Linked DNA regions of Homo sapiens: regions 1 and 3 are each linked to region 2. A link is a loop called in an ENCODE intact Hi-C map of the cell type or tissue named here. Cell type or tissue: Calu3. All regions are shown on one strand. Region 1 overlaps LOC107985161 (a long non-coding RNA gene). Region 2 overlaps ROCK1 (Rho associated coiled-coil containing protein kinase 1). Region 3 overlaps ROCK1 (Rho associated coiled-coil containing protein kinase 1).

Region 1 (8,000 bases), 160 kb after region 2:
CAATATCTGAAATTTAAAATTTACTGGATGGGGCCGGATATGGTGGCTCACACCTGTAATCCCGGCTCTTTGGGAGGCTGAGGCAAGCGTATGTATCACTTGAGGTCAGGAGTTCAAAACCAGCCTGGGCAACATGGTCTCTACCAAAAATACAAAAAATTAGCTAGGCATGGTGACACGTAACTGTGGTCCCAGCTACTCAGGTGGCTGAGGTGGGAAGATCACTTGAGCCTGGGAGGTGGAAGTTGCAGTGAGTCAAGATTGTGCCACTGCATTCCAGCCTGGGTAACAGAGTGAGACCCTGTCTCAAAATAAATACATACGTAAAATAAAATTTACTGGATGGGTTCAATAGCAGAATGAAGATGACAGAGAAAAGAGTAAGTGAACCTAAAGACAGATTAATAGAAGTTATCCAATTTGAAGAACAAAGAGAAAAAAGATCGGAAAAAAACTGAATAGAACTTCAGGGACTCATGGGACTATATCAAAAGTCTAACACTGATAACACTGGAGTCCTATAAAGATATTGGTATGGAAAAAAACATTTGAAGATAATGACTGAAAACTTCCCAAACTTGGAGAAAAAGACATCAACTTGCAGATTTAAGAAGTTCAGCGAACCCAAAATAGAATAAACTCAGAGAAAAGCGCACCCAAACACATTATAATCAAACTACTAAACACTAAATGTAATGAAAAAAATCTTAAAAGCAGCTAAGGAAAAATGACACATTATATACAGGAGAACGATGATGTTAACAATGATGTTGGACTTCTCATCAGAAACCACAGAAGCCAGAAGACAGTGGAATAACATCTGTAAAATTATGACAAAACTGTCAAGCCAGCACTCCACATCCAGCAAAAATATCCTCAGGCATGAAGGAGAAACAAAGATATTCTCAGATGAAGGAAAACTAAGAAAACTCATAGCTAACTAAAAGAAATGTGCAAGGAAGTTCTTCAGACTGAAGCAAAATAATACTAGGTGAAACCTGGAACTTTAGGAATGAATGAAGAACAACACGAACAGTAAATAGCTGGGTAAATCTAAAAGATTGTTTGCCTTTTTCTTCCTATTTAGTTCTTTAAAATATGTATAATTTTTTGTTGTTGTTTTTTGTTTTTTGTTGTTTGTTATTGTTGTTGTTGTTTGAGATGGAGTCTCACTCTTGTCATCCAGGCTGGAGTGTAGTGGCGTGATCTCAGCTCGCTGCAACCTTGGTTCAAGCGATTCTCCTGCCACAACCTCCCATGTAGCTGGGATTACAGGCACGCGCCACCATGCCCAGCTAATTTTGTATTATTAGTAGAGACGTGGTTTCACCATGTTGGCCAGGATGGTCTCAATCTCTTGACCTCGTGTTCCACCCACCTTAGCCTCCCAAAGTGCTGGGATTACAGACATGAGCCACTGCACCCGGCCTAAAATATGTATAATTGTTGAAAGAAAAAAAAATTTTTGAAAGAAAAATTTAACCTTGTCCTATGGGGTTTTTAATGCTTCTGTATATTTAATATATATGACAACTATGACATAAAGGAAGGAAGTTAAAGGACCTTTATGGTTGTAAGGCATCTGCATATTACTTAAATAGTAAAACATTGCTCTAAGTAGACCCAGAAATGTTAAGTATTTCTATTGTACTACTTAGAGCAGTCATTCTTAATTGGAGTCGAGAAGACATTTTTGATTGCCATAACTGGAGAAAGGCGTGTGACTGGCATCTAGTGGGTAGAGGTCAGAAATGTTGCTAAACATTTTACATTGCACAATGCAGAACAAAGATTTATCTGGTCCAAAACAGAGAATTATCTGTTTCAAAATATCAATAGTGTTAAGAGTGAGAAACCTTGCTCTAGAACAACCAGAAAGAGCGAGAGTGAGAGAGAACCAAAAAGCAACAGATAAAATAGAGTAGAATACTGAAACTATCCAAACAGTCCAAAAGAAGGCAGAAAGGGAAAGAGAAAATAGGGAAACAAAAAAGCAGACAGGACAAAAAAAAATACATAATAAAATGATATAACTAAATCTAAACATCCCAATAATTACATTAAATATAAATGATCTAAACACACCAATTAAAAGATAAAAGTTACTATATTGGCTTAAAAAATCTCTGTGCTGTCCTCAGGAAAGCCAGTTTAATTATAAAGACTTAGATAGGCAAAAAGTAAAAAGGTAGAAAAAGATATACCATGCAAACAATAATCAAAAGGAATTTGGAGAAGACATAATAATCCTAAATGGGTACACATCTAATAACAAGGTTTTAAGATACATGAAGGACAAAAACAAATCTTAACAAATTTACATAAGTTGAAACCACACAAAGCATTTTAACTGACCATAATAAAATTATGTTAGAAATCCACAACAGAAATATAATTCCATTTTGTTTTTGCATATGGATGTCAAATTATTGGATTGCCAGTTGCTAAAAACTGTCCTTTCACCATTTAATTTCTTTGGCAACTTTACTGAAAATCAATTAAGCAATTTTGTGTGAGTCTATTTCTGGACTCTCTATTCTATTCAATTGATCTATATGTTTGTCTTTTACCAATACTATGCTGTCTTGATTACTCTAGATTTATAAAAGCCTTGAAATCAAGAAGTGTGACTGCTGCAGCTTTGTTTGTATTTTTCAAAATTGTTTTGGCTATTATAGGTCCTTTGCTTATCCATGTACATTCTATTTATTATTTTGTTTTATTTTTAAATTAAATTAAATTTTATTTATTTTTAGAGATGGGAGTCTTGCTATGTTACCTAGCCTGAAGTTCAGTGGCTATTCATAGGCATGATCACAGTGCACTACAGCCTCAAACGCCTGTGCTCAGCAATCCTCCTGCCTCAGCCTCCTGAGTAGCTGAAACTACTGTGTGCCCCACACCCAGCCATGTAAATGGTAAAATCAACCTGCTGATTGCTACAAAATACCCTAATGGGATTTTGATTGAGATTACATTAAATCTATAAATAAATTTGGGAAGAACTGACATCCTAATAATACTGAGTCTTCTAATCCATAAACACCATATAATTTCCATTTACTTATGTCTTCTTTTATTTGTTTGTTTGTTTGTTGGTTTTTGAGACAGAGTTTCGCTCTTGTTGCCCAGGCTGGAGTACAATGGCACAATCTTGGCTCACCGCAACCTCCACCTCCCAGGTTCAAACGATTCTCCTGCCTCAGACTCCCGAGTAGCTGGGATTACAGCCATGCACCACCATGCCCGTCTAATTTTGTATTTTTAGTAGAGATGAGGTTTCTCCATGTTGGTCAGGCTGGTCTCGAACTCCCGATCTCAGGTGATCCGCCTGCCTCAGCCTCCCAAAGTGCTGGGATTACAGGAGTGAGCCACTGCACTCAGCCCACCTTCTTTTATTTCTTACATTAATAATTTGGAATTTCTAGCACATATTTTGTTAGATTATACACAAATATTTCATATTTTTACATTTTTTATATATATTATTCTCTCCAAATTTCAATATATAATAGTTGTTCCTAGTTTATAGAGGTACAATTGGTGTTTGTATATTGATGTTAAATCCTTTAATTTTTACAAGTGATGGGTTTTGGAGTTTATAAAATAAAAAAAAGAAAAGAAAGTTGTGATTTTCCTAAATTCACTTATTCATTCCACTAGATTTTTTTTTTTTTTTTTTTTTTTTTTTAGTATTTATTGATCATTCTTGGGTGTTTCTCAGAGAGGGGGATGTGGCAGGGTCATAGGATAATAGTGGAGAGAAGGTCAGCATATAAACACAAGAACAAAGGTCTCTGGTTTTCCTAGGCAGAGGTCCCTGCGGCCTTCGGCCCTGTTTGTGTCCCTGGGTACTTGAGATTAGGGAGTGGTGATGACTCTTAACGAGCATGCTGCCTTCAAGCATCTGTTTAACAAAGCACATCTTGCACCACCCTTAATCCATTTAACCCTGAGTTGACTCAGCACATGTTTCAGAGAGCACAGGGTTGGGGGTAAGGTTATAGATTAACAGCATCCCAAGGCAGAAGAATTTTTCTTAGTACAGAACAAAATGGTGTCTCCTATGTCTACTTCTTTCTACACAGACACAGTAACAATCTGATCTCTCTTTCTTTTCCCCACATTTCCCCCTTTTCTTTTCAACAAAACCGCCATCGTCATCATGGCCCGTTCTTGATGGTCGCTGTCTCTTCGGAGCTGTTGGGTACACTTCCCAGAAGGGGTGGCCTGGCAGAGGCGCCCCTCACTTCCCAGACGGGATGGCAGCCGGGCAGAGATGCCCCTCACCTCCCAGACGGGGCGGCCTGGCAGAGGCGCCCCTCACCTCCCAGACGAAGGGTGGCTGGGCAGAGGCACCCCTCACTTCCCAGTCAGGGCGGCCGGGCAGAGATGCCCCTCACCTCCCAGACGGGGCGGCCGGGCAGAGGCGCTCCTCACATCCCAGATGGGGTGGCGGCCGGGCAGAGGCACTGCTCACTTCCCAGACAGGGCGGCCGGGTAGAGGTGCTCCTCACATCCCAGACAATGGGTGGCCAGTCAGACGCTCTTCACTTCCCAGACGGGGTGGCGGCCGGTCCGAGGCACTCCTCACTTCCCAGACGGGGTGGCCGGGCAGAGGCACTCCTCACTTCCCAGACGGGGTGGCCGGGCAGAGGGGCTCCCCACCTCCCAGACGTTGGGCGGCCAGGCAGAGACGCTCCCCACTTCCCAGATGGGGTGGCAGCCGGGCAGAGGCTGTAATCTTAGCACTTTGGGAGGCCAAGGCAGGCGGCTGGAAGGTGGAGGTTGCAGCGAGCCAAGATCACGCCACTGCACTCCAGCCTGGGCAACACTGAGCATTGAGTGAGCGAGACTCCGTCTGCAATCCCAGCACCCCGGGAGGCCGAGGCGGGCAGACCACTCGAGGTCAGGAGCCAGAGACCAGCCTGGTCAACAGGGCGAAACCCCATCTCCTCCAAAAATACAAAAACCAGTCAGGCATGGCGGCACGCGACGGCAATCCCAGGCACTCGGCAGGCCGAGGCAGGAGAACCATGGGAGCCCAGGGCAGGGAGGCTGCAGCCAGCCAAGATCACGGCAGTGCAGTCCAGCCTCGGCAACAGAGGGAGACTGAAGAAAGAAAGAAGAGGGGGGGGGGGGGGGAGGGAGGGGGAGGAGGGAGAGGCTCCACTAGATGTTTTATGTATTTCTTGGAGTTTTTTATTTAGATGATCATGTTGTCAGCCAATAGAGACAGAATTATTTTTTTTATCTGTATTCATTTTATTTCTTTTTCTTGTCTTAATGCACTGGCTTGGCTTTGCAGTACAGTGTTGAATAGAAGCAATGAGAGTGGACATCCTTCCTTTGTTTTTGATATTAGGAGAAACCATTCAGTCATTTACCATTATGTTAGCTACATGTGCCCTCTATTAAAATGGAGAAGTTCCCTTCTTGGTTTGGTAGGCTTTTTAGAAATTAAAGTATGAATGTTTTTTCTTCATGTATTGAGATGATCATATGATTTTTAAAATTCTGTTGATATTGTAAATTACACTGACTTTTAAATACATTTTAAATATTAAACCAACATTATCCCATTTCTTGAATAACTTGTCATTAAGTGTTACTATTTTAATAAATTGCTGGATTCAATTTGCCAACATTTTAGAAGATTTTAGGTGTCTATGTTTATATTCTCTCTCTCATGTCTGTGGGGGGTGTGTGCGTGTGTCTTCCTCTCTCTCTCTTATTTTTTTCTTTTCCCTTTCCTTTGGTTTGTTTCACTATCACAGTAGTGCTAGACTCATACAATGAGCTGGGAAGTGTCCTGTCCTCTACTATTTTCTATGTTTATGTAGAATTGTTATAATATCTTTAACTGTTTGGTGTAACTCACTGGGGAAATCTAGAATTTTCTTTATTAAAACTTTTAAACCATAAATTCATTTTTAAAAGTAGATATAAGGTTCTTCAGGTTACCCATTTCTTCTTGAGGGAGCTTTGTTAATTTGTGTTTTTCATCTAAGTTATTATATTTCTGAGAATAAATTTTTAAATTATATTCCCCTATTGTCCTTATAGTGTTGGTAGTGTCTCTAGTGATGGCCTCTCTTTCATTCCTAATATTGGTAATTTGCCTTTGCTCTCTTTTTTCTTGGTCAGTTTGGCTAAAGGTTTATACATTTTACTGGTCTTTTCAATGAATTAGCTTTTTATTTCATTGTTTTATTATTTCCTTATTTTCAATTTTATTGATTTCCACTGCTATATTTATTATTTTATTTTTTCTACATGCTTGCATTTATTTCATCCTTTTTCTAGGTTCTTAAGCTCAAAGCTTAGGCTATTACTTTTACACACTTGTTCTTTTCTAATATATACATTCTGTTTTGTAAGTTTTCCTTTAAGTATTGGCTGCAGTCCACAAATTTTGATTTTTTTAAATGTGTTTTTATTTATTTGTTTTTATTTTTATTCAATTCAAAATATTTTCTAATTTCCTTGAAAATTCTCTTTGGCACATGGTTTATTTAGAAGTATGTGGTTCAATTTCCAAATATTTGGGGATTTTCCTGATATCGTTCTATTGTTTTCTTGTTTAATCCTGCTCTGGTGAGATAACAGATTATATATATGGATTTTTTTCCCCAGTGGACTTTTTTTTAAATAACCATGATATAAAATTTGCCATTTTCAAGTTCACAACTCAGTTGCATTAAGCACATTTACAATGTTGTGTAACCATCATCACTATTTCCAGAACATTTTCATCATCACCAGAAGCTCTGTACCCATTAAACAATAGCATGCCATTTCCCCCAACCTCGTGTAACCACTAGCCTATTCTCTGTCTCTATGAAATTGTCTATTCTGTGTATGCTTTTAATTCTTTAAACTTGTTAATATTTGTTTTATGGTCCAGAGTATGGTCTATTTTGGTTAATGTCCCATGTACATTTGGAAAGATTGTGTAGTCTGTTGATGTTGGGTAAAATGTTGTTAAAAAAAAAGCTAATATGGTCAACTTAATTGATAGTATTGTTCTCTTATATCCTACTAATTTTTAATTAAATTCTTCTATTGATTTCTGAGAAAGAAGTGTTGATGTTTACATGTATAAATGCAGATTTCTTTATTTTTCCTTTAGTTCTTTTAGCTTTTGTTTCATATATTTTGAAGCCCTGTTGTTAGGTGCACACACATTTAGGATTATTACCTCTTTAATGAGTTACACATTTTAATTATGTAATGTTCCTCTTTATTCATAATAATGCAGGTTGAGCATTCCTAATCTGAAAATCTGAAATTCAAAGTGCTCCAAAATCTGAAACTTTTGGAGTGCTGACATGACACCACAAATGGAAAATTCCACACTTGACTCCATGGATGGGTTGCAGTCAGAACATAGGAGTACAACCCAGTCTATTCAGATGCCTCCTCATCCCTAGAGGACCCACTTGCTGGTCTCTTGACTGCTTCTAATGTTTCTTCTCACCTAAAAAAAAAAAATACAATGTACAGTTACCTTTTAGTCAAAACACAGCATGGTGGGTTGAGATTGAAATCCTGCCGCTGTTTTTCATGCTGTTGTTTAACAGCTGATCCAAGTATTCTGGTGGTGCTGCTGTGCTGTTTTGTTACCCTGCACACATTATTTTTTCGACATTAGTGATATGTCATATCATTTTCAGTATTAATGATATGTCTTTTTTTTTTTTTTACTATTAGGTACTCATGTGTGAATAAGTGTAAGAAAATGATTGTTTATCGGTAGCATATGAGTTCAGAGTCAGGAATGATGGTGACGCCAAACCACTACAGATCATCCACATGGGTGGCTACAGTAGGGGCACCTTTGATTTCTGATGGTTCAGTGTATCCAACTTTGTTTCATGAACAAAATTATTTAAAATATTGTATTGGGCCGGGCGCGGTGGCTCTTGCCTATAATCCCAGCACTTTGGGATGCCAAGGCATGCAGATCACCTGAGCTCAGGAGTTTAAGACCAGCCTGG
Region 2 (8,000 bases):
CTTCTCCAGTTTATATTCTGTCAACAAATTATATTAAATGTTATTGTATGGTATTAATTTAATTTCTGCATTTCAAACTAACAATGTCTTTAATTATTCAAATAAGTATACATTACATAGTAACTTTCAGTAACTTCATTAAGATAATTCTTAAGGCTACAGAAGTTACTTAATATATGAAAACAGGTATCTTAGAAACCTAACACAACATAGGTAAAGATAAATCACTGAATTTGATTTAACATGATGATTTTTTAAAAATTCTACATACCTTCCTCTGCCTTCTTCATTTTCTCTGTTAGCTCTTCATTCTCTCTTCTTAATATTTCAATATCTTTGGTTAGCATGCTGTTTGCTTCTTCAAGCTAAACAAAGCACACAAAAGTTTAAGCTCCAGCCTCTTTGCTATTCTCGTATTTCAGGCAGTAACCTTTAAATATACTGCTAGATAAAGACAGGTCAGACACTGCTGAACTACAGCAAATGTCTGGTTTCCAGCTTAAAATATGTAATTACATCAAAAATATTTAAAAGTAGTTAACAGCATCCAAAAATTATTTCATTGTATGCATATAGATATATGTATGAACAAAAGGGGGGCATATGTAATGGCAAGATAACTAGATTGCAAACTAAGAAATTTGTATTTAGTTCTAGCTCTGCGATTAACCTAGTATGTGACCCCGAGCAAGTCATACTTTTTCTGGACTTCAATATCTTTATCTGAATATTGATGATGAAAACGATAATAAAAACATTTATTTATAGATTACTTTTAGTAATATATAATCATTACTTGTTATATGTTATATTAATCATTCTATGTCTACTGTCTTATTTAATCCTCATAACAATCATGTGGAAGAGATATTACTATTTCTATTTTATAGATGAGAAATCTGAGGCTTAGAGAAGTTAAAGCCAACTTTGCCAAGACCATATAACTTCTTAGGGGCAAAACTGGAACCCAGAGTGACTGATAGTGGCTTTACAAGAAAAATCTAACTCCTCTTTTTAGTCGCATGATTCTATATAGATTACAGTATAAACCTCAGGAATAGGTAATTGTTTGGAGTATTGGTTTTCTTATAATGGATTTATATATTATCCCAAGAATTCCTCATTCCCAAATGGTTTCTCTATATTTCACAGAATTCTGGCCCATAAAATCAGTTGCAATGTATTAAGAGAACAACAAATGAATTTAAGCTAAGCCATTACTTCATATGAAATATAACTAATAAGATCTACAGCCAGAAAAACAGCCCAATATTGCATTGGTTCTGTGCCTATACAAACAAAAGCCCAATATCTTGAACAAGAATTTCAATAATTAACAAATGTTTGGTATTATACAAACTATTTTATACATGAGTACAGAATGACCACTATGTATTAACATAGAAGTAAATACACTTGCACACACACTTACCCTAATATTTTAAGATGTGACCTATTGTGATTTAAATAAATTTTATATAACTTACCTGACTATCACACTTACCCGACTAACAGTGTGATCTTTATCTGTAATCTCTTGTCTATTTCTTGAAGCAGCTTTCTTGCTTTCTTGCGTCAATTCAAAATACTGTTCTTCCAGAAGGCCTCGCGCCAACTGCTCAGACTCAGCTTTTGTTTCTGCTAGATCCAACTGAGTAGCAAGAGTTTCTCTGCAACAATTTTTTAAGAGAAACTGATGTAAACAAATTCAGTTCATCCTTCCAACTTAATCATATTCTTAAAAACACAATTAACTTTAAATGATAAAAAGAATTATTTTATTGCTTAAAATAAATTTAAATCCATTGCAAACTTTCTATAAAAGTAATGAATTTAACCTCTCACATGTTGAAAAATTATAAAAGAACTATTTAGTTTTCTATCCCATATTGTGCTTAACTAAAAAAGGTCATAAAGCAATAGCAAATAGTCTGCTTTTGAAAAGAAATTTCTTGCAGATTTGGAATGGAAGGCAGCGTGGCATAGTGGAAAAGTCATTGACTTGTTAATCAGCAGGCTAGACCCAGAACTTTATCTCTGTTTTATCATTAACTAATTGAGTAGAGACACTGGGCAAGTCCCTTACACTTCCTGCAGTTCAGTTTCATCAAATCTGTAAAATGAGATGGTTAAACTAGTCCCTTCCAGCTCTGAAATTAAATGAGATTATGAAAACTTATAAGAGATTTGCAAATCACTACAAACTAATCTGAGAATGCTCCCTGGAAATGATACTAAAACATTTCAGAACTGACATTCAGACCAAGACAACTCCAGTTTGCCTACTCTTCTCAAAGAGCCTCTCTTGGATAAGCTCTCTTAGTCACTACTGTATTCCCTGAACAGAGTAGGTGCTCAATAAATATGTTCTGAATGAGTAACTTCCACCTCCTATTTTCTAGTGAGTATTACAATTCAAATTTTCTGCCTGAAGCCTCAAGAGGGAGACATATAGTAAACATACACACACACACACACACACACACACACACACACACACATACACACAGAAAATTCATTAATTCACCCAACAGCTATTTACTTGAAGGTTTACTAAGTACTACACTATGTTTACTATGCATCACGCTGTTCTAGGAATTAAGAGATACAGCAGGCCGGAAGCAGTGGCTCACCCCCATAATCCCAGCCCTTTGGGAGGCTGAGGCGGGCAGATCATGAGGTCAGGAGTTGGAGACCAGTCTGCCAACGTAGTGGAACCCCATCTCTACTAAAAATACAAAAAATTAGCCAGGTGTGGTGGTGTGTGCCTGTAATCCCGGCTACTTGGGAGGCTGAGGTGACAGTGCAAGACTCCGTCTCAAAAATAAATAAATAAATAAATAAATAAATAAATAAATAAATAAATAAATAAATAAAGAGACACAGCAGTAACAAAGTTCCTGCCCTCAGGGAGCATGCATTAGTGGGGCCGTACAGGCAATTTAAAAAATGAACAAGTGCTATATAGTATGCCACAGAGAATAATACAAGATAAAATATGGAAAGTTATGAATATGATCACTTTTATTACAGGTTGATCAAGGAGGCCTCTCTGCTAAGACAACAGTAGAAGAAAAGTAGGGGGAAGAGAACAACAGATACTGTAAGGCTTTCCAAGGCAATACAAGGACTTTGACTTTTATTCTGGTACTCTGGTGTTTTAGAAAGATCATTCTGGCTGCTGTATTAAGATCAGACAGTAGGGGGACAATGGCAGAAGCTGGGATACCAGTTAGGAGACTACTGAAATAATCAAGATTGGAGATGATGGCAGTTTGGACCAGGTCAGTAAATGGTACAAGTGGTGAGAAGTGATTAGAGTCTATACATAATTTTTAGTTAACACTGGGAAAATTTGTTGGTGGACTGCATTTAGAGTGTAAGAAAAAAAGAAGAGTCTAGGATGACTCTAAATTTTTCACTTAAACAACTAGGAATAACAGAATTGTTCAGGACTGAAATGAGGAAGACAGGAAGGAGCAGTTCGCAAGGTCAGGGAATCAGGAAGTTTTTCTGGACACGTTAAATGTGGGGTGCTTAACACTCAAGCAGAGATGTCAATTAGACAGCTGGATACGTAAGTCTGGAATTCAAGGGAGGATGTACTTGGACTCTGACACCATTTAAAGCCACAAGGCTGGATGAGAACAAGTAGGGAGTAATCCCTTGAGCACTCCAAACTTTTAACGGTCTCAGCAATTAGAATGGAAAAAGGAACAAAGGAGGCTGAGAAAGAGTAGCCAGTTCAATAAGGAAAATACAGCATGTGGTGTCACAGAAGCCAAATGAAGACATTTTCTCAAGAGAGTAATCAACTAAGTCAAATCCTGCTATGAAATAAGGTGAGAACTGAGAAGTCACTATTAGGAAGACCCCACTGACCTTGAGAAGAGTTGTTCTGTTAGCATGATGAATGCAAAAGTATGACTGGAGTGAGCTCAAGAGAGAATGAAAGAAGACGGTGGAAGATACCTGGTATGTCACTTTTCAAGTAAGTTGGCTATAAAAAAAAGAAAAGTGGGATGGTGGCTACCATGTAGATAATGTAGTTAAAAGACGCAGTTTCGCTCTTGTTGCCCAGGCTGGAGCGCAATGGTGTGATCTTGGCTCACTGCAAACTCCGCCTCCTGGGTTGAAGCAATTCCCCTGCCTCAGCCTCCCGAGTAGTTGGGATTACAGGCATGTGCCACCACGCCCAGCTAATTTTGTATTTTTAGTACAGATGGGGTTTCTCCATGTTGGTCAGGCTGGTCTTGAACTCCCGACCTCAGGGAATCCACCCGCCTTGGCCTCCCAAAGTGCTGGGATTACAGGCGTGAGCCACCACGCCCGGTGTAAGAGGGTTGTTTTTAGAGGAGATATCTAAATATGTTTACATAACAATGATAATGACTACAAAAAGGTAAAAATTGATGTAGAAAAGATAAGAGAATTGTTGGAATCATAATTTTTTTTGGAGACTCAGTCTCTGTCGCCCAGGCTGGAGTGCAATGGCGCAATCTCGGCACACTGCAATCTTCGCCTCCCAGGTTCAAGCGATTCTCCTGCCTCAGCCTTCCAAGCAGCTGGGACTACAGGCATGTGCCACCATGCCCGGCTAATTTTTGCATTTTTAGTAGAGACGGGGTTTCACCGTGTTAGCCAGGCTGGTAGCGAACTCTTGACCCAAGTGATCCACCCACCTGGGCCTCCCAAATTGCTGGGATTACGGGCATGAGTCACCACACCCGACCAAGTCATATTCTTAAGTAGGCAGGAAGAGATAGGATCGAGGGACTAGCATTAGATAAGAGCGTTAGCTCATGATGTCCATTTACATCATCAGAAGGAAGGCAGGGTTTATAGGTACTATTCTCTACTTAGAAGCTATTCTCACCAAGATAATGAGTAGCCTTCAAAATAAATACAATGGACAATTTATGACTTTTTTGTGACCTTTCTCAATATTTGGCACTTTTTTTTTTTTTTTGAGATGGAGTCTTGCTCTGTCACCCAGGCTGGAGTGCAGTGGTGTGATCTCGGCTCCTCCCGGGTTCACGCCATTCTCCTGCCTCAGCCTCCCGAGTAGCTGGGACTACAGGCGCCCGCCCGTAATTTTTTGTATTTTTAGTAGAGACGGGGTTTCTCCATGTTAGCCAGAATGGTCTCGATCTCCTGACCTCGTGATCCCCCCGCCTCAGCCTCCCAAAGTGCTGGGATTACAGGCGTGAGCCACCGTGCCCAGCAATATTTGGCACTTTTAATCACTTTCTCTTTCTTGAAATATCCTCCTCCCCCAGTTTTTGTGATACTCTACTCTGATGCAGACAAGTTAGTAGCTATGGTGGTGAAAGAGAATAGATGTTCTCTTCTGATTTTTAGGAAGCAAGGCCATTAGCTAAGTACAAGAATAAGGAAAAGCTGGAGATCTGAGTAGAGACGAGATGTGAAATAATTTTCTTAGGAGAGTAGTAGAGTTAGTACTTTAGGAAAAGAAAGGATATGCTGCCAATGCCAAATCTAAGAATATTGGGAGTGGTTCTGCTAGCTACTATAATACAGGGCTTCAGGTTCACGACATGTTCTTATCTGGAGTTTCTGCTTTGTGTTAAGATAAAAGTATCTGGGTTATACTTTAAGACACCAGAAAACCTATTTAATCCAGAATATATTTCTATCCCTGGTTATGCTACTGTGCAAGAGAAAAAGCAAGAAAGAATTAGATGGTTCAGGGTAAAATTACCTGCATCTATACATTCATCCAGACTTCCTTTACAACTCTCCATAATGAAAGACTGTCTTTACTAATATTTAAGGTCAATCTCTCACCCTTATTCTCCTACCTCTTAAAAGAATTCAATAATCAATAATTCCATATTCTTCTGGATTATAAGATTATAAAGAATGGCTTTGTTCTTGTTTACAGGTATATTTCAAATGCCTAGAAAATTCTCTGGCCCATAGAATGCGCTCAGAAATTTTATTTATTTGAATGAATAGATGTGGGGCTGTTCCTACTCTGATCTCCTTCCCATGCTCCATTTAAATATGCTCAAGTTTACACTACTGTTAAAAAGAAAGTGCTCTCCTTCACACTCTCCTCTAGCTACTGCTACATCCCCTTGCCATAACAGCCAAGTCTCCTGAATTGTTTAATTTAACAAACACTTGCTGAGCATCACAATGCTGCAGTTACAATTGTAGGTGCTAGACATACAGCAATGAATTGAACCTAAGAATGAAATATCTGAAAATTCCTCCTACCATAGAGCTTTGTTTCTAGCGGAAAAACAAAAACAATAAATACAACAGGTAAGAAAATTATATATTAGGAGGGAATAAGTGCTGCAGAGAAAAATAAAATAGGGAAGGATGAACTGGGCACCACGGTAGTGGGGTGGGGATGTTTGCAATTTAAAAAGCATATTCAGGGAAGGCCTTGTCAAATGATGTGGACCTGGAGAAGGGCCAAGGAGCAAGCCATGTAGATACTTGGAGGAAACTGTTCCAGGCAGAGAGAAGAGCAATGTACATACCTGGAAGTAGGAGAGTGACTAATTGGTTTGTTGAATAGAAATAAGGCTAATCAGGCTGTTAGATATACTCTGTCTCTTGTTTTACCCTTTCCATTCAGTCTCAATCTACTTTAATACCTATTCTCATCTCTATTTAGAAGCTGTTCTCACCAAGATAATGAATAACCTTCAATATAAATAAATGGACAATTTATGACTGTTTTTCTTGACCTTTGTGGGTATGTGGCACTTTTTAAAATTTAATTTAATTTTTATTTATTTATTCTTTTTTTGAGACAGTCTCACTCTGTTGCCCAGGATGGAGTGCCGTGGCACCATCTAGGCTCACTGCAAGCTCCGCCTCCCAGGTTCACGCCATTCTCCTGCCTCAGCCTCCCGAGTAGCTGGGACTACAGGCACCTGCCACCACGCCCGGCTAATTTTTTTGTATTTTCAGTAGAGACGGGGTTTCACCCTGTTAGCCAGGATGGTCTCAATCTCCTGATATTGTGATCCGCCTGCCTCGGCCTCCCAAAGTGCTGGGATTACAGGCGTGAGCCACCATGCCCGGCCAATATGTGGCACTTTTAATCACTTTCTCTTTCTGGAAATATTCTCTTACCCCAGCTTTTGTGATATCCTGCTCTGATCTTCTCTTACACTGTTGGTAGCTTATTGGTTTCCCTTCCTCTGCCCATTCCTTAAAAGTCTAGGAGCTAGTAGTCTTTCCTCAGCCTTTGTGTCTTCTGATCCTACACTATGGATTACAATTTGCTACCTGAGAGGACCAAATGAGCCTACAACAGTGCCCCCTGCATCTATATATTCATCCAGACTTCCTTTACAACTCTCCATAATGAAAGACTGTCTTTAATAATATTTAAGGTCAATCTCTCACCCTTATTCTCCTACCTCTTAAAAGAATTCAATAATCAATAATTCCATATTCTTCTGGATTATAAGATTATAAAGAGTGGCTTTGTTCTTGTTCACACAGGTATATTTCAAATGCCTAGAAAATTGTCTGGAGGGATCCAGACACACATACACAAACATACACCTAAAAGAGTTTTGGGTCAACCTTTTACATAAAAATTCAGATTCTTGGTTTCTCTTGAAAAATCAGAAGATCCTGACATACTGGGCCAGTGTTATCATGTGGTAACAAATGGCTGGAACTGAGAAGGCGAGATCTTCAGTTTGTTACAATCCTTACAACTTACATTAACGAATATATCTGCACTTAGACCCCACTAATTACAGCCTAGTTACACCTATGGCATCATAGGCTCATGAGTTTATAAACTCTGAGATACACAATCACCTTAACAGATCTCTATATTAGTGGTTTCTGTATGCAAAGACTATCAAATCAGCTTCAAGTTCTTATCTTTTATCTGCATTCTAAAGCAATAAGCCCAAATACAGTGGTATCCATTTCTGTTTGGACATCCCATAGGCACCTCAAACTCAATAGGCCTGAAATTAAAATAATCTTCTCTCCTC
Region 3 (8,000 bases), 100 kb after region 2:
TTATGAAAGAATAAAATATACGCTTTAATATTTAATTTCCCCTAACACATCTTGTGTACATTTAACACCCTCTACAAGGTTAGATGAGTACTGGGAGAAAAGTGGTTTTCATTTCATATGCAGTTCTTTTTACCTTCTAAGTCTGCCAGGCCCAGGGGCAAGAAAATTACCACAGATTGGCTGCAAGTGATTTCAATCCATGCACTTTTCCCCTCATAAGGACATGAAATTTTATTTTGCATTACTTCTCCTTACTACTGCATTTATCTTTATCTTAGACATCAAAAACCTACATTTGTTACTATAAATATTTTATAAGGTAACAGCTAAATAATAATAAAATGTGAGGTTTAATATAAAATAAATACTGCATAATCACAAATGCAAGCTATATACATTTTTAATTATAAAAATGTATTAGATTGTCATGGGTCTTCTTTCTTTCTTTGAGGCACTTTCTAGGGAAAGCTAGCAGTAAAGGACACACCTGAGCTTTTGCATTTTTTCTGCTTTTTTTTTTTTTTTTTTTGAGGGTCTTGCTCTGTTGGCCAGGCTGGAGTGCAGTGGTGCAATGTTGGCTCAATGCAACCTCCACCTCCTGGGCTCAAGCCATCTTCCTGCCTCAGCCTCTTGAGTAGCGGGGACTACAGGCTCACGCTACCACACCTGGCTAAATTTCGTCTTTTTATAGACAGAGTTTCACCATATTGCCCAGGCTGGTCTTGAACTCCAGACCTCAAGCAATTGCTCCTGTCTCAGAGTCCCAAAGTGCTGGGATTACAGGTGTGAGCCACCACGCCTGGCCGAACTTTTGCTTTTAAGTGGATATTTAAATATTATCTAAGCAAGTGCATGGCAGTGTGAAGGTATACCAAGCAGTGTTGAAGTGGGAAAGCATCTATTCAGACTATATCCTGCTGCATGGCAGGAACTGGAAGAACTTCAGATAATCCTAAGCAATCTTCACTATAAAGTCTCACTCTTTAGTAAATGTTGTTTGTATAATTGAATAGCACTATGGAAAAGAATGGTTTTTGCGTGATGCTTAATAATGTAATCAGTTCCAGACAGGTCAAAACATTAAAAAAATAAAGAACCAGGCAAAAGCATTTTAAAGAAAAAAATAGTATATTTACATGATACCGTTGGGAGAACAAGTCACATAACCTTTCTGAGCCTCAGTTTTCTTTTTTGTAAAATGAGGGATAATGATTACAACACATAACAGATTTGTGAGAATTAAATGAGTTAACATGTGAAGTGTCTGGACCTTAATAGTCTCACTTCTCTCTCTTTTATTTCTGTTACTGACATTTGAAAGCTCTGAATGTTAGTCTCCCTATTAACAGGAATGACCTACACAGAAAACAGACATTTTAGTCACGTGGTCATAAAACCTTAAAAGTAAATCTTAGGTCATGATGTTAAACCCTTCCCCAATGCAGTAATCCAAAGTACTTTTGTTGTTGTTACACATGGGCATCTGAGTTTTGCGTGACCAAGTATTTGATCATGTGTTTGTTAATGAAAAATGAGCTGCCTCCACTAATTACATATAGTCACTAAGTGTTTGGACCTGGTACCACACACTTTAATTCTACAATACCATGGGATAGTCTATTACTTTTCAGCATCACCCATAAGCAAAACTTGTGTGCCTTTATTAGGGAAATAAAGTTGGCAAGAATGTATTCTTCTAACTTAACCAAAGCATATACCAACTGAGGTTTCTAAGGGGAGTCAAGACACTGGGGTGGGAGAGAGGGATGCAGGCTTCCATTTTAATGCAGTGGAAAAGCTGCACAATGCAAGGAATGTGTATGTCCAACTATAAATGAGGCAGGAACCTTAGCTTTTATTCAATACTCTGAAGTTCCATAAAATAATGCAGATAAGACTTCCACACTTCCTAAAAGTCCAAATTCTAGTACCAGGACTCGGAATGTTAACATAACATTCATCCAAGTGCAAAAACAATTCACGAGGAATGATAATCAAAGGATATACTTCCACTGATCCTTCACTTAATTTTATGATTTAGGCATGAGCAAAACTACCTTCTACTTTCACAACATGTCCATCATATAGCTTAATCATCAATTTAAAAATGTAGAGGAGGCCAGGCACGGTGGTTCACTCCTGTAATCTCAGCACTTTGGGAGGCCGAGGCAGGCGTACTGCCTGAGATCAGGAGTTAGAGACCAGCCTGGCCAAAATGGTGAAACCCCATCTCTACTAAAAATATAAAAATTAGTCAGGCATGGTGGTGGTGGGTACCTGTAATCCCAGCTACTCGGGAGGTTGAGACAGGACAATCGCTTGAACCCGGGAGGCAGAGGTTGCGGTGAGCCAAAATCATGCCTCCAGCCTGGGTGAAAGAGACTCCGTCTCCAAAAAAAAAAAAAAAAAAAAAAAAAAAAAAAAAAAACAAAAGTGGAGGAGAAAATATGTAACAGAGGGGCCAATCAATGTCAAAAAATTACAGTAATTAAATTCTTTGCTACTAATAGTTGAACAAGGGTAGTAGACCAGTTGTAGCAGTTACATTTTAAAAGAAGGTAGTTACATAAGAGAAGTATTTTCACATATACACACAAAGGCAGGCATAATCAATTAAAAGTATAACATTTTACAGTGATCTCTAAAGTAAAAACACTTCACATTTCCTGAGAAGCACTGATATGGCAGGGGGAGCAGGGGGAAGAGGAGGTAGAGGTCCATTGTGTTATGCCACAACAGAGTTCAAGTGAAAGCAGAAGCAAAAGAAAATTATTCAACACTACTACAAACTTTAGTTTTCTGGATAAATCTGAATTAACAAATATGAGTCAGGTGTAAAACATCATTTAGGATTAAATCCATTAAAAGTAACACATTATAAGGTATGAGAATTTAATGGCACTAGGAAAGGACAGTTACACTATTATAAGAAACATTCATTTTTAGGTAAATTTTCAAAACCTAAATGGTTATTATTCTAAACCTAACAGACATATTTTTGGAGAAACACCACCCCACCCTCAAAATCCATTGAAAACTATGGCAGCAAAACTGGGGCTTCTGAAAATCAAACTACTTCTAAAATGGGCTGACCACTGGTACTAAAGACTGCTGACCAACTTTGGTAAGAGAGGATATACCATTTAAAGAAAATGTTTTTGGTATATGTAGTAGAATGTTGTTTTAACTAAGTCCCTTAGGCCAGATGCTGTGGCTCACAACTGCAATCCCAGCACTTTGGGAGATCGAGACAGGAGGATCACTTGAAACCAGGAGTTCAAGACCAGCCTAGACAACATAGCAAGACCCTATCTCTACAAAAATAAAAGTAAAAAAAATAGCTGGGCGTGGTGCCGCATGCTTGCAGTCCCAGCTACTTGAGAGGCTGAGGCAGGAAGATCGCTTGAGCCCAGGAGCTCAAGGCTACAGTAATCTATGATTTTGCCACTGCACTACAGCCCTGGTGACAGAGTGGGACCCTGTCTCTAAAAATCAATCAGTCTGTCAATCTCTCTTCACTTGATAAAGAAATAATTCATCAAAATTAAGCACAGCTATGAAAATGAAAACAGAATTTCCTTAGGGAATTTTAACAACCTGATATTAAATACAGTTAAAATCTGTTTAACTGGTGTGACATTACTATACCCATGTCAATGCTGCCCAGGACATTTATAGTCAATAAATAAGTAAATAATGTTCCAAATTATCTAGTACAACAAACAATGGCTCTTCCCAATCAGTCTCCAATCATACCTTTGTCCAGCCTGTTTCTCTACACATACATAGCTGGGCTTAGGCCACAGTGTGCTACCAGCCATTTCCCAAATAAGCCAGGCTCACTCTACCCTATGGGGCCTTTGCACCTGCTCTATTCTCCCGCTGGAATGTGAACATTCTTACATTAAGACTGCCTCAAATGTCCCTTACTTTGTGCTGCCTTCCCCAGTGCCCTGAGGGGAAATGTTACATAACCTCCTTTGTGCTATTACAGAAATTATGTATTTAGCTGTTATACTGTAATTATTTATTTCTAAATCTGCCTCCTCTTCTGCAGGAAAGCAGAAAAAAAATACTTCCTGTCTCTCAGAGTTCAGAAGTTAGTTAGTAGGTAGAAAAAGTAAATACAGGATATCAAGTGTTATAAGTAGGTACTACATAAATAGAGAAAAGGCTATTTGGGGCTTCACAGAGAAGATGAAATTTGAGCTGAACCTTGAAGAATAGAATTATGAAGGAATAAGACAGAAGTGGGGCAAGGCAATCTAGAGGTGAAAAGCAACGAGAATTCAGAGAATGAGGATAGAATGTTCTGGACTGGGAAAGGTGAGAAGGAGATGAAGGAGAAGGAGTCAAAGCTGTGATGATCAGGGAGAGAATGTTAAAGGTATAACATACCAGGAGAAGAATTTACCTTCTGATAATTTGGAACCACAGGAATTTCTGCGGGGGAGAAAGTGGCATAACTGGTTTTTATTTTAGTAGTCTGGCAATGATAAAGATGATAAATTAAAAGTAGAAGAGACAGGTGGAGATGAAAGCAACTAGGAGGATACTGTGGTAATACAAGCATAAAAGGATAAAAGACTGAAAAACTGGGTAAACAGGAATGGGGCATTAGAGGCAAAAGAATCTGATGAATAATTGAAAGAGGAACAGGAAGGGTTGAAAATGATTATATGATCTTCAAGTTGATGTGAGTAGACAGTGACTTCATTAACCAAGGCAGATAATATAATTTGGAGAGATGATAAATATTTCAGACACACTACATCTGAGGTCCTTTGGGATATCATTTCATGAATAACTAGATGGCAGCTGAATATAAGTTTGGGTTTAACAGAGAGATTGGGACTACAATACAGATTTGGGAGTCATGAGAGCACACTTAAATCCATGAGAACATATGCAATCATCCAACAAGAATAAACAGGGAGAGTAGAGAAAGACTGAAGAATAGAACACTGGGAAACACTAACATTTAACAGGTACACAGAGCAGGCTGGGCATGGTGGCTCACACCTGAAATCCCAGTACTTTGGGAGGCCGAGGCTGGTGGATCACCTGAGGTCGGAGTTTGAGACCAGCCTGACCAACATGGAGAAACCCCTTCTTTACTAAAATACAAAAAATTAGCCGGGTATGGGGATGCGCACCTGTAGTCCCAGCTACTCAGGAGGCTGAGACAGGAGAATCGCTTGAACCCGGGAGGCGGAGGTTGCAGTGAGCCGACATAGCACCACTGCACTCCAGCCTGGTGACAGAGCAAGACTCTGTCTCAAAAAAAAAAAAAAAGGAAAGAAAAAAAAGAGGTACACAGAGCAAAAATGGTGGAGGAGGACACAGAGAAGAAAGACAGAATAGTACCAAGGAAGCTGAGAAGGAACTTAAAAAGAAGAAATGCCTTAAGAATGAATTTAAAACATCTCAGGAAGTCAAACAGAATAGAGAATGCAAAAGAAGCCAAATCATTTGCCATTTAAACATCACTGATGGTCGCACAACAACGTGAATGATTAATGCCACAGAACTATACATTTAGAATCAGTTAAATGGGCTAGGTGGCTCATGCCTGTAATCCCAGCACTTTGGGAGGCCAAGGCAGGAGGATCACTTGAGGTCAGGAGTTCAAGACCAGCCTGGCTAATACGGTGAAACCCCGTCTCTACTAAAAATACAAGAATTAGCTGGGCATGGTGGCAGGCACCTGTAATCCCAGCTATTCAGAAGGCTGAGGCAGGAGAATCACTTGAACCCAGGAGGTGGAGATTGCAGTGAGCCGAGATCGTGCCACTGCACTCCAGCCTAGGTGACAGAGGGAGAGTCTGTCTCAAACAAAAAAGAAACAGTTAAATGATAAGTTTTATGATACGTTTGTGTGTGTGTACATATATATACACACATAAAAATTTTTGTATTTGTAGTAGAGATGGGGTTTCACCATGTTGGCCAGGTTGGACTAAAATTTCTGACCTCAAGTGATCCTCCCCTCTTGGTACATACACACACACACACACACACACACACACACACAGAGCCATAATTTATTTTAAGTCACTATCAGATGTCAGCAAATTGGTGGACTAGGAAGCTCCAAGCTCTCCTTCACCGACAGAAACATCAAAAGTAACAAGCTATCTGAAGCAGGTCTGCAATAGTTCTGGAAAATTTAGGTTTATAGCAAAAAACAAGCAAATATCCAATCAAGTAAAAGCTATCCCAAATGGTAGGAAAGTGTTATGGCAGTTTACTTGCTCTTGTCCCACCCCCTGCCAGAGAAAAGGACAGTCTTTTTTTTTTTTTTTTTTTTTTTGAGACGGAGTCTCGCTCTGTCGCCCAGGCCGGACTGCGGACTGCAGTGGCGCAATCTCGGCTCACTGCAAGCTCCGCTTCCCGGGTTCACGCCATTCTCCTGCCTCAGCCTCCCGAGTAGCTGGGACTACAGGCGCCCACCACCGCGCCCGGCTAATTTTTTGTATTTTTAGTAGAGACGGGGTTTCACCTTGTTAGCCAGGATGGTCTCGATCTCCTGACCTCATGATCCACCCGCCTCGGCCTCCCAAAGTGCTGGGATTACAGGCGTGAGCCACCGCGCCCGGCCAAGGACAGTCTTAAGTCTTGAGCAGGTAGCAGACTGGTTCCTCCTCTTCCTACTCCCCCACACCTTGAACCCAAGAGGGTAGAATAAGACCATACTGTGTATGTTCATTCTATCTTGTATGGGAGATACCTGAAGGACTAAGGCAAGAACCTAAACTCTGTTTCACATAATTCAGAACACAGGCAGGAAAAGCAGCTGGTGCTGCTCATAAAGGCTACAAGGAAGCTAACTACAAAACCTACTGACACACCTGAGGTAAAAGATGGGGGAGTAGGGAGGACTAATGGACACAACACATACAATAGACCATCTAGGCCCAGAGGAGAAGTGGGGCGAGACTTTTTTGGGAAATTAGATGATTCAAAAGCAGCCATGTATACAGGAGAATATAAAAAGCCGTGTGAAGCCCAGGCAAAAAAAGCATGCTAAGGAAAATCCTGAGAAGATCCTAAGCTCTCATCTCATGTGAGTTTCATCCTGAAACTCAGAACAAGCCTAGCTAAGTGGTAAAGGAGTACCCCAGCAGAGGGCAAATCTGCAAAGACTGAGAGGTGGTTCTCTTTTTGTTTTCTGAGGCTTTTTTGGTATGTATTGGAGCATCTCACATTCAAGGAAATCTCTGTCCAAACATTAGCTGAATACAAGCTAAAGGAACCAAGACTTCAGTAATCACTCACAGTAAGGAATAGTCTTTGCAAAAACAATTTGGAAAAGTCTCAAAACAAATGGACTGCAGTCATTTGTACTACAGCCATCAGCAATAAAAAACAAACTGGCCAGGCACAGTGGCTCATGCCTGTAATCCCAGCACTTTGGGAGGCCAAGGCAGGCAGATCATTTGAGCCCAGGAGTTCGAGACCAGCCTGGCCAATATGGCGAAACCCCGTCTCTACTAAAAATACAAAAATTAGCCGGGTGTGGTGGCGTGCGCCTGTGGTCCCAACCGTTTGGGGGGCTAGGGTGCGAGAATCGTTTGAACCCGGGAGGCAGGGGCTGCAATGAGCTGAGATGGCACCACTGCACTCCAGCCTGGGTGACAGAGCAAGACTCTATCTCAAAACACCCACCTACACACACACACACACACACACACACACACACAGAGAGAGAGAGAGAGAGAGAGAGAGAACCTAGTGTGGTAGGAGTTATTAAGAAATTATTTTAGGCAGATAGAGAGGAAAAAAAAGGGTCCTTTGGAAGGTTTTTCGCAGCTCTTGTCTAGCAGGAAAGCCCGGGGCACCTGTGCTGTAATGGCAGTCTGAGTGGATGGAGTTTGAGCTCTGGGACCCATCAGTCCTGCTGGACCATCTGTGAGACTAGTTCTGAACCCAGAACAAAAGACCAAAGCAGGTCTGTCTCCAGTAGTCTCCACCACAGGCTGGACAGGGTCAAGGTGGCT

The links. Hi-C counts contacts between places; a loop is a spot of excess contacts. Peaks named below come from ENCODE experiments on the same cell type or tissue, not always from the same donor. Only the 100,000 strongest peaks of a DNase experiment are listed, where the experiment ranks them.
Region 1: it touches region 2 in a loop (5-fold over the local background); 22 of 110 quality-filtered maps call a loop at or near these places.
Region 3: a loop joins it to region 2, with 2.3 times the contacts of the local background. A loop is called at or near these places in 2 of 110 quality-filtered maps.

The regions. Positions count from the first base shown.
Region 1 is chr18:21,133,353-21,141,352 of GRCh38, forward strand. It overlaps LOC107985161 (a long non-coding RNA gene), which reads right to left. Exons shown (of 3, transcript XR_001753365.2): 3 at 7,221-7,480. Among named protein-coding and RNA genes, the nearest start is that of ROCK1, 26 kb to the left of the region's middle. In Calu3, no CTCF peak of the experiment used is centred here; no DNase peak of the experiment used is centred here.
Region 2 is chr18:20,968,844-20,976,843 of GRCh38, forward strand. ROCK1 (Rho associated coiled-coil containing protein kinase 1) reads right to left here. Exons shown (of 33, transcript NM_005406.3): 23 at 1,505-1,670; 24 at 272-365; 25 at 1-17. Among named protein-coding and RNA genes, the nearest start is that of ROCK1, 140 kb to the right of the region's middle. In Calu3, no CTCF peak of the experiment used is centred here; a DNase peak (open chromatin) is centred at 3,188.
Region 3 is chr18:21,070,672-21,078,671 of GRCh38, forward strand. All of the region lies in intron 1 of ROCK1 (Rho associated coiled-coil containing protein kinase 1), which reads right to left. Among named protein-coding and RNA genes, the nearest start is that of ROCK1, 37 kb to the right of the region's middle. In Calu3, no CTCF peak of the experiment used is centred here; a DNase peak (open chromatin) is centred at 4,450.